3 separate regions of the Homo sapiens genome follow, and regions 2 and 3 are each linked to region 1. Evidence: read pairs that join two places in POLR2A ChIA-PET (ENCODE). Cell type or tissue: IMR-90. All regions are shown on one strand.

The links. Peaks named below come from ENCODE experiments on the same cell type or tissue, not always from the same donor. Only the 100,000 strongest peaks of a DNase experiment are listed, where the experiment ranks them.
Region 2: POLR2A ChIA-PET joins it to region 1 with 5 read pairs; 2 of 35 experiments call an interaction of 5 or more read pairs at or near these places.
Region 3: POLR2A ChIA-PET joins it to region 1 with 7 read pairs; 2 of 35 experiments call an interaction of 5 or more read pairs at or near these places.

What each region holds. Positions count from the first base shown.
Region 1 is chr6:14,034,075-14,036,574 of GRCh38, forward strand. No RefSeq gene overlaps it. Among named protein-coding and RNA genes, the nearest start is that of CD83, 82 kb to the right of the region's middle. RefSeq lists an enhancer at 842-2,041. In IMR-90, no CTCF peak of the experiment used is centred here; a DNase peak (open chromatin) is centred at 1,547; H3K27ac peaks cover 1,573 bases.
Region 2 is chr6:14,089,960-14,092,459 of GRCh38, forward strand. No RefSeq gene overlaps it. Among named protein-coding and RNA genes, the nearest start is that of CD83, 27 kb to the right of the region's middle. In IMR-90, no CTCF peak of the experiment used is centred here; no DNase peak of the experiment used is centred here; H3K27me3 peaks cover 393 bases.
Region 3 is chr6:13,885,662-13,888,161 of GRCh38, forward strand. No RefSeq gene overlaps it. Among named protein-coding and RNA genes, the nearest start is that of RNF182, 38 kb to the right of the region's middle. In IMR-90, no CTCF peak of the experiment used is centred here; no DNase peak of the experiment used is centred here.

The sequences.
Region 1 (2,500 bases):
GAGAGGAACAACAGCAAGGTGCCTGTGGGCACCTCCATTTCAGGGAGGTTCCTCTTCACCTGCAATGTGGGGCCATGGGTGCTTTTCAAGTGCATATAAGAAGACTTGGAGTCCACCCTGGAGAGTGCTTCTCTGGCTGAACTCCCAATCTAGTCTGCGTGAAGGAAGGCAGATTTCTTCTGATAACAATACTTTGACCCAAATCTCTGCCAAACAGTGACCTGGGGCTATGACGCTACGTCTAGTCAGATTCCCTCTTCAATACGAATGGTACCATGTTCCAATCATTCCTTCTGGAGTCGGAACAGAGGAATATTTTGTTCGTTGTCCTGTTGGAGACAAGTGGGAAGTCATCTGGCGAGGAGGGAGAAGGTGAGAGGGTGAGAGTTTGAGGCAGAGGAAGGGGCAGGAGCCCATATTGGGAACTGCAAGCGGTAACGCTTAGCTGGTTGTAGCATGCATGGGGGCGTTCGGGAGAAGGGGCAATGGAGAAAGCCGAGGCTGGGTGAACAAGCAAGAAACCAGTTATGTGGGGTTTTGATGGTCATGCCAGGGATTCTGAGTTTTGTTCTAAAGGCAATGGGAACTTCAGCTATATTAGGGGTTTTAAACAGGGATGACATGAGCAGCTTTATGTTTTAGAACAAGTACTCTGCCCCCTGAAGCGTTGGTGCCTCTCTCGAGGCAGGGAGGCCAGGTATGAGGCTGCGGCAGAAGACCAGGGAGCGGTCATGAGGCAGTGAGATTAAGAAAGTGGGATGCCTTGGAGAGAGAGCCAGGAGGTGAGGTCAACAGAGTGGCAATGTTGTGTAGTAGGAGGTAGGAGTGAGAGGAGCCTGGCTTGGGGAAATGGGTGGATGGTGGTGGCATTCCTTGGGGTAGGGAACACAGCACGGGCACATGGTGTGTGTGGAGGTGCACAGTATGATCTGGTTCCTGTTGGGGTCCCCCACCCTGCTAAGAATGGTCCTGGACCCCCCACTTCACTGGATAGCCCTCTGTCCCTCGCTTGTCCTCATTTCACTAGGGAATAGCACAGTTGTAGAATAATTCTCAGGAGTGGCTTGTCCCTCCTTCCTCAGCTAGGGCCCAATGGATACACCCACCTCGAGGCCGGATCGTCGTAGTGTTGCAACGGCACTCCCTGTCTTGGGATGCCCTTTGGGTAAGACAGCTCCTGCAAGGTGTGGTGTCTATACACGTTGGAATAAAAAGTACCTTTGAGGTCTGTATATTGGATGTTCTACCCTGGTGTAGCTCCATTTGGTCTGCCACTTGGGGAAATTGGGTCCGATCAGAGGTCTAATTTTATCAGACGTACAAAGCTCTTATTTAGCTTTTTCTTTGTTACCTTTGCTTATTTATTTAGCACACTCAAAGTTTAAAAACGTAATAGACTGAAGAAAAATCACCTATGGCAGGGGTTGGCTAAATATCAATCCTGTTTTCTCTTCCAGGCACCCTGGGAGATTGCATTTCCCAAATTCCATTCTACTTAGGCTGGGGCCAGATGACTGGGTTTTCGCCAGTGGAATGTGGCTGGGAGAGATTCAAGCTGCTTCTGGGCCTGGCATAAAAACCCGACATGCTCCTTCTTCCCCTTCTGTGACAACGTGGAAGTCCACGTGTTTAAGATGGTGGCAGCATAAGATGGAAGGAACTTAGATTCCTGAGTCACCTCCTGGAAGTGAGCTACCAAACTGCTTTCCATGTGATTTGAGTAAGGAATAGGCCTATATTGTACCAAGCCACTGAGATTTGGGGGTTGTTGTTGCAGTTATTTATCCTAACATACTAATACAGCAGTAGATCAAGGTATTCTTCTATGACAGTAAGACCTCTCTTCTGCTGATTTTCTGTATTAAAACTTGCCTGCTGGGTCATGGGCTCATGAGAGGACAGACAGGACATCGTACAACTTCTCTAGCTAAGCTCATCAGCCTCTCATTGTACTACTTTGAAAACAGAATGCACATATTTTAATGTGTATATGCACACAGACATATTTCTAAAGCTAATTCTTGAAGTATGCACTGGCTGACAAGTACATGCTTCGAAGGAATTTGTAAATACTAGACCACAGTCAAGAAAAACAGAGTTCAAAAAATCTGTGTGCTTCCAGACAGGATTTTTTTTCAGAATTGGAAGTATAATGACGACCCCTCATGGGGCATACCCTGAAACCAACCCTCATCTCAGTACTTCTCTTTTGGAGGGAGCGACTTCTGTTGTACCTTAAATATTCTCCCCTGTCACCATCATCACGGGGACAGCTTGGCATATCTTTCCCTCCCTGCTCAAGGGTCAGCATGTAAGCAGTGGGGACTCAAGGTTAAGATGACCAGAGACAAAAGCGAGGAATCAGAACCATTGTGTATGTAAACAGAAGACTGAAGTTACAATACTTGACGATTTTTCTCTTCTCTAAGGGAGGGAAGTTAATTTTGTCCCCACTGAAGGGTTTTTACGTGATGTATCATCAGCGGAGTGAAGGGTGGGG
Region 2 (2,500 bases), 56 kb after region 1:
GAGGCCCTGTGGATCTGGCTCTCTTCGTCACTCCTTTGCCCTTCTGGGGAGCAGGGACAATATCTGGCTGTGTTGGCCCAGTCCCTTTCTGCCTTGCTATGCCACCTAGCAATTTCTGCTCTATTGCTTCCCACCATGCTGGGCTCAAGGGACTTTGAGGTCTTATGGTCTTCGAAGGTTTCACACATGTTCTTGGGTCTTTAAAGCTATTGGGGTTCCTATCAGTCATCCTTTTCTCAGTTGGCTTGGCCCAAGATGGGGTGGAGAGGAGCAGGAGGCAGCGCTTTTTCTGGAACCATATTGCAATGATTAACTCTCTTGATTCTTATCAGTCTCTTCTCTCAATCCGTGGAACTGTTTCTGGGTTCAACTGGGGTGATTTGGCTTTATGGAGTGTTCCCAAATGTGTGGTTTATGAGATAATTTTATGTCCTGATACCTTCATATTTATCGCAGGTGAGAAAGTTCATTTTGAGGCAGATGAAGTCACTCTCCAACCTTGACTTAGTGAAGAAGTGGAAAAAGGAGAATTTGTAGGATTCAAAAGCTGAAACTTTCTCCTCTAGGCTAAACTGGCTCTACAAAAAAAGCAAGTTTTAAGCAGAAAAGGGCAAAATAGGGATAGTTTTAGTTCGAGCTGCTATAACAGAAATACTAGAGACTGGGTGGCTTATAAATGACATCGTTGCTCACAGTTCTGGAGGCTGGGAAGTCCAAGATCAAGGTGCTGGCAAATTCAGTACCCGGTGAGGACCTTCTTCCAGGTTTATAGATGGCATCCTCTCACTATGTCCTCACATGGTAGAAGCAGCAAGAGTGTGCTCTCTGGCCTCTTTTAGAAGGGTATTGATCTCATTCATGAGGGCTTCCCCTTCATGACCTAATCGCTTCCCAAAGGCCCCACCTCCTAATACATATTGATACATGAATTTGGTGGCAAGGGGAGAGACACAAACTTTCAGTCCCTAACAGGGATCTTCTGGCATCTCAACCCTAGTAGGAAGATTGCAGTAACTTGTGTGGGACCAAATCGAGAATTTCTAACAGGATCTTCTGTTGGGTGTTGGGGAGATGGCCTCAGTTTGGGGGGCAAAGTGGAGATTGAGCATATTCAGCTCTTGTTTTTAAGACTACAGAACACATTCCAGATAGAGAGAGTTTGAGACAAAATCCACACCCACCCCGCTCCCAAAACTGGATCCACAGAGGTCCAACACAGTGGTGAGAGGCTACGCTGAACTCACTGACTGTGCAGCCTTGGAGTTTGGGAAACAGACTTAGGTTTCTGTGTGCCTAGAAAGCATGTATAAACAGTACGACCCCTCTCAGTTTCTGAAAAGATCTGATACATGTCAAACACCCATTCCATCATCTCTGGTCCTGCCTTAAGTAGTGCTTCTTCAATTTCAAGAGATGTTACTCCATAGCCGAGCATTGACTGGGTAATAAACTTTTGTGACTTGTAATAAAAGGTGTGTTCACACACACACACATGCAGGCGCACACACACGTTGTCTACATAAATGATTGACTTGGGCAAGGCATCTCATTCTCTTTATTTTCTGTTGGAACCACATAATTTTCTTTTCTCTCACTCTTGGTTTCTCTCTCATGTGTCATGCATTGTGGTGTTATAACTAAGTACTATTCTTGCTATTATCACCAAGGAATAGGGAATAGAAAATCAGGCTTTTTTTTTTTTTTGGTATAACTGTTCTCCTTTTTTCAGCCTCAATGCATTTTGAAAGAAGTTGGAAGTTAGAACACTTTCTGAAGTATGACTGTTTGCTTGTTACTTAGCTTGTCTGATCCTTGTAAAATAGGAATAATGGGAATATTGACTGGGGAGAAAAAGGGGAGATGCAAATCTGCACACGTGACATCATCCTATTTATGTTAAAATATATACATAGAGACTTACTAGCATAAAATATGCCAAGATATTCATGGTGGTTATCTCTGGGCTGTGAGATGATGGACAAATCTGAATTTCTTCCTTATATCACCCAGTTTGATTGCTCTTTTCACTAAATTTGTTCCCAAATGACTTTTTCTGTTTCCAAAATCGTATTCATTCCCAAAGGACAAAGAGTTGCTGCCTTTAATAATATATTTTTTTAAATGGCTTTGAAGGAAATCATAAAAAGATTTTCAGCACAGTTTTGACCACTGGCAATTCTTTGGAATAAATGAATAAGGTGGCTGATTTGAAGGAACAAGATTCACTTTGACGTATAATTTCTGGAATATTGCAAAATCAGTTGTGGTGCTTTGATAGCTATGCCCATACTTGGAAGGAAAGCAGGCTTATCCCATTGTTCTTTTGGTGTTTTTTTGAACTCCAGATCAATATAACATGCGATTGTAGTAATCTGACCAGTCATCTGGAAAGTTCCAGTATATGAAAAGTAGATTTGTATTTAAAAAAAAAAAAACACCCTTTCATTGAATGCTTTAATATAAAACAAACCTTCCTGACTTGTTTTATAAAAAGAGGAAC
Region 3 (2,500 bases), 150 kb before region 1:
ACGTCATTTTTTCCCCCATCCTTATGCAGAAGAGTATGTTCAGCTTTTGGAAACAATACTTACTAGTTTTATAATTTTGCTAGTTCTTTTCTCCTCTTAATTGCTCTTTGGATTTTCTCCAAAATGTTAGCATTTATTTGCAATTAAAAGGTGCCAAAAACATGGCCACATTTCTTCCCCTATCTTGGAGCTAAGCTAACTTGTTTCCTAATTCAGCAAGGTCTCATCTAACTCTGAATATAGCCAGTTGAGCTGTAAAACAAACAAAGAATCAAATTTCGAGCTCCAAGAAGGGCATTTTTATAAGAAATATAATATATTTTGAAAAATTTCAGAGACAGAATCTCACTCTGTTGCCTAGGCTGAGTGCAGTGGCACAATCTTGGCTCACTGCAGCCTTGAACTCCTGGGCTCATGCCATCCTCCCACTTCAGCCTCCTGAGTAGCTGGGATTATAAGTGTATACCACAATGCCCAGCTATTTTTTTAAATTAAAAAACAAATTTTTTTAGTAAAATTTTTTTAAATTTGTTTTTGTAGAAATGGGGTCTTGCTATGTTGCCCAGGCTTGTCTTGAACTCCTGGGCTCAAGTGATCCTCCTGCCTTGGCCTCCCAAAATGTTGGCATTACTTACAGGTGTGAGCTACCATACCTGGCCTGGTACATTTTTAAATTGGGACCCACAGTCCTTTCTCTAACACAATGGCTCTCAAACTTTAGAATAAGCTGGAAAGCTTACTAAAAAAGGTGTAAGCCTAGGCCTGTCTCATACCAAATTAGAATCTTCAGGAAGTAGGGTCGAGGCAAGTCTGGGAATCACTACCACAACATGTAAATAGCTGAGGATTAAGGGCCTGTTGAGGATTAAGGGCCTATTGCTACAGAGTGGTAATCTTGAGATTGATTTTGTCGCAATTTGAATGATTTTATTCATTTCAATAAGGGAAAGAAAGAAGGGGACTAGAAATTAGTGAGTACAAACTTCAAGGCCTTTGCACCTGCTGTTTTTGCTACCTGGGATGCTCTTTCTCCACATGTCAATTTCCTGTCTCCTCCTCAGCAGTTAGTGTCAGCTAGAATGTGCTCTCATCAGAGAACTGTTCCACGATAGTCTTTTATTTTTTTTTTTTTTTTGAGATGGAGTCTTGCTCTGTCATCCAGGCTGTGGTGCTATCTTGGCCCACTGCAACCTCCACCTCCCAGGTTCAAGTGATTCTCAGCCTCCCCGGTAGCTGGGATTACAGGTGCATGCCACCACTCCCGGCTAATTTTTGTATTTTTAGTAGAGATGGGGTTTCACCATGTTGGTCAGGCTGTTCTCAAACTCCTAACCTCAAGTGATCCGCCCACCTTGGCCTCCCAAAGAGCTAGAATTACAGGCATTCTTATCTAAAGAAGTATTTCCTCTTCTCACTCCCACTTTCTATTATTTCAGCCTGTTTTATTGCCTTTATAATACTTACAAATCATTGTCTGAAGTTATCTTGTTTATAGCTTTATAGTTTATTGTCCTCTTCCCCTATTGGAATGTACTTCCTAAATCCTCAAGCCTAGGACAGTACCTGGCACATAATAGGTGCTTAAAGGTGAATGAATGAATAAATATGCTAGGTATATCTATACATGATTTCACGGAATCCCCACAGCTACCTAGTAAAGTAGACGTTGTTCTGTCTGTTTCATGTTTGAGGAAACTGAGGCTCAGAGAAAGTAAATCACTTAGGCCAGGCACAGTGGCTCATGCCTATAACCCCAGCACTTTGGAAGGCTGAGGCAGGAGGATCATTTGAGGCCAGGAGTTTGAGATCAGTCTGGGCAACGCAGCAAGATCACGTCTCTACAAAAACATACCTAGGCGTGGTGGTGCACACCTGTAGTCCCAGGAGGCTGAGGCGGGAGGATTGCTTGAGCCCAGGAGGTCGAGGCTGCAGTGAGCTTTGATCATGCCACTAGAGATAGGGTGAGACCCAATCTTTAGCCAAAAAAAAAAAAAAGAAAAAAACAAAAGAAAGAAAAAGAAAGAGAGAAAGAAAGAAAAAGATAAGAAAAAAGAAAAGAAAATCACTTGCTCCAAAGTCACTTGGTTAGTGGCTTGTGTTATTGGAATTTGAACCCAGGTCTGCTTGACCTCAGTGTCTGTGTTTCTTCTAGTAGCACATATCAAGCAGTAGGAGATGCTGTGCCCAGTTAACAGAAATGGAAATTATTTCCCTGTCCTCAATGTGCTTGTATCTCAGTGGGATGACAGATTTGCAAACACATATAAGGACAGGCAAAGTTTAAACGTGGTGAGGACAGCTAATGTGGTAATGATGACCCTTTGAGTTGCCCTTTTCTCTGGGAATGGCACCCCCGTCCACCCAGTTTTTCAGATAACTCTTCTCTTTGTTTCATCACAAATGGCCATCCAACCACTAAGTCCTGTTAATTTCTACCTCCTAGTTATGGCTCAAATTGCAAGGGGTGTGGAAATGTATATTCATGGACATCTTCTTCAGA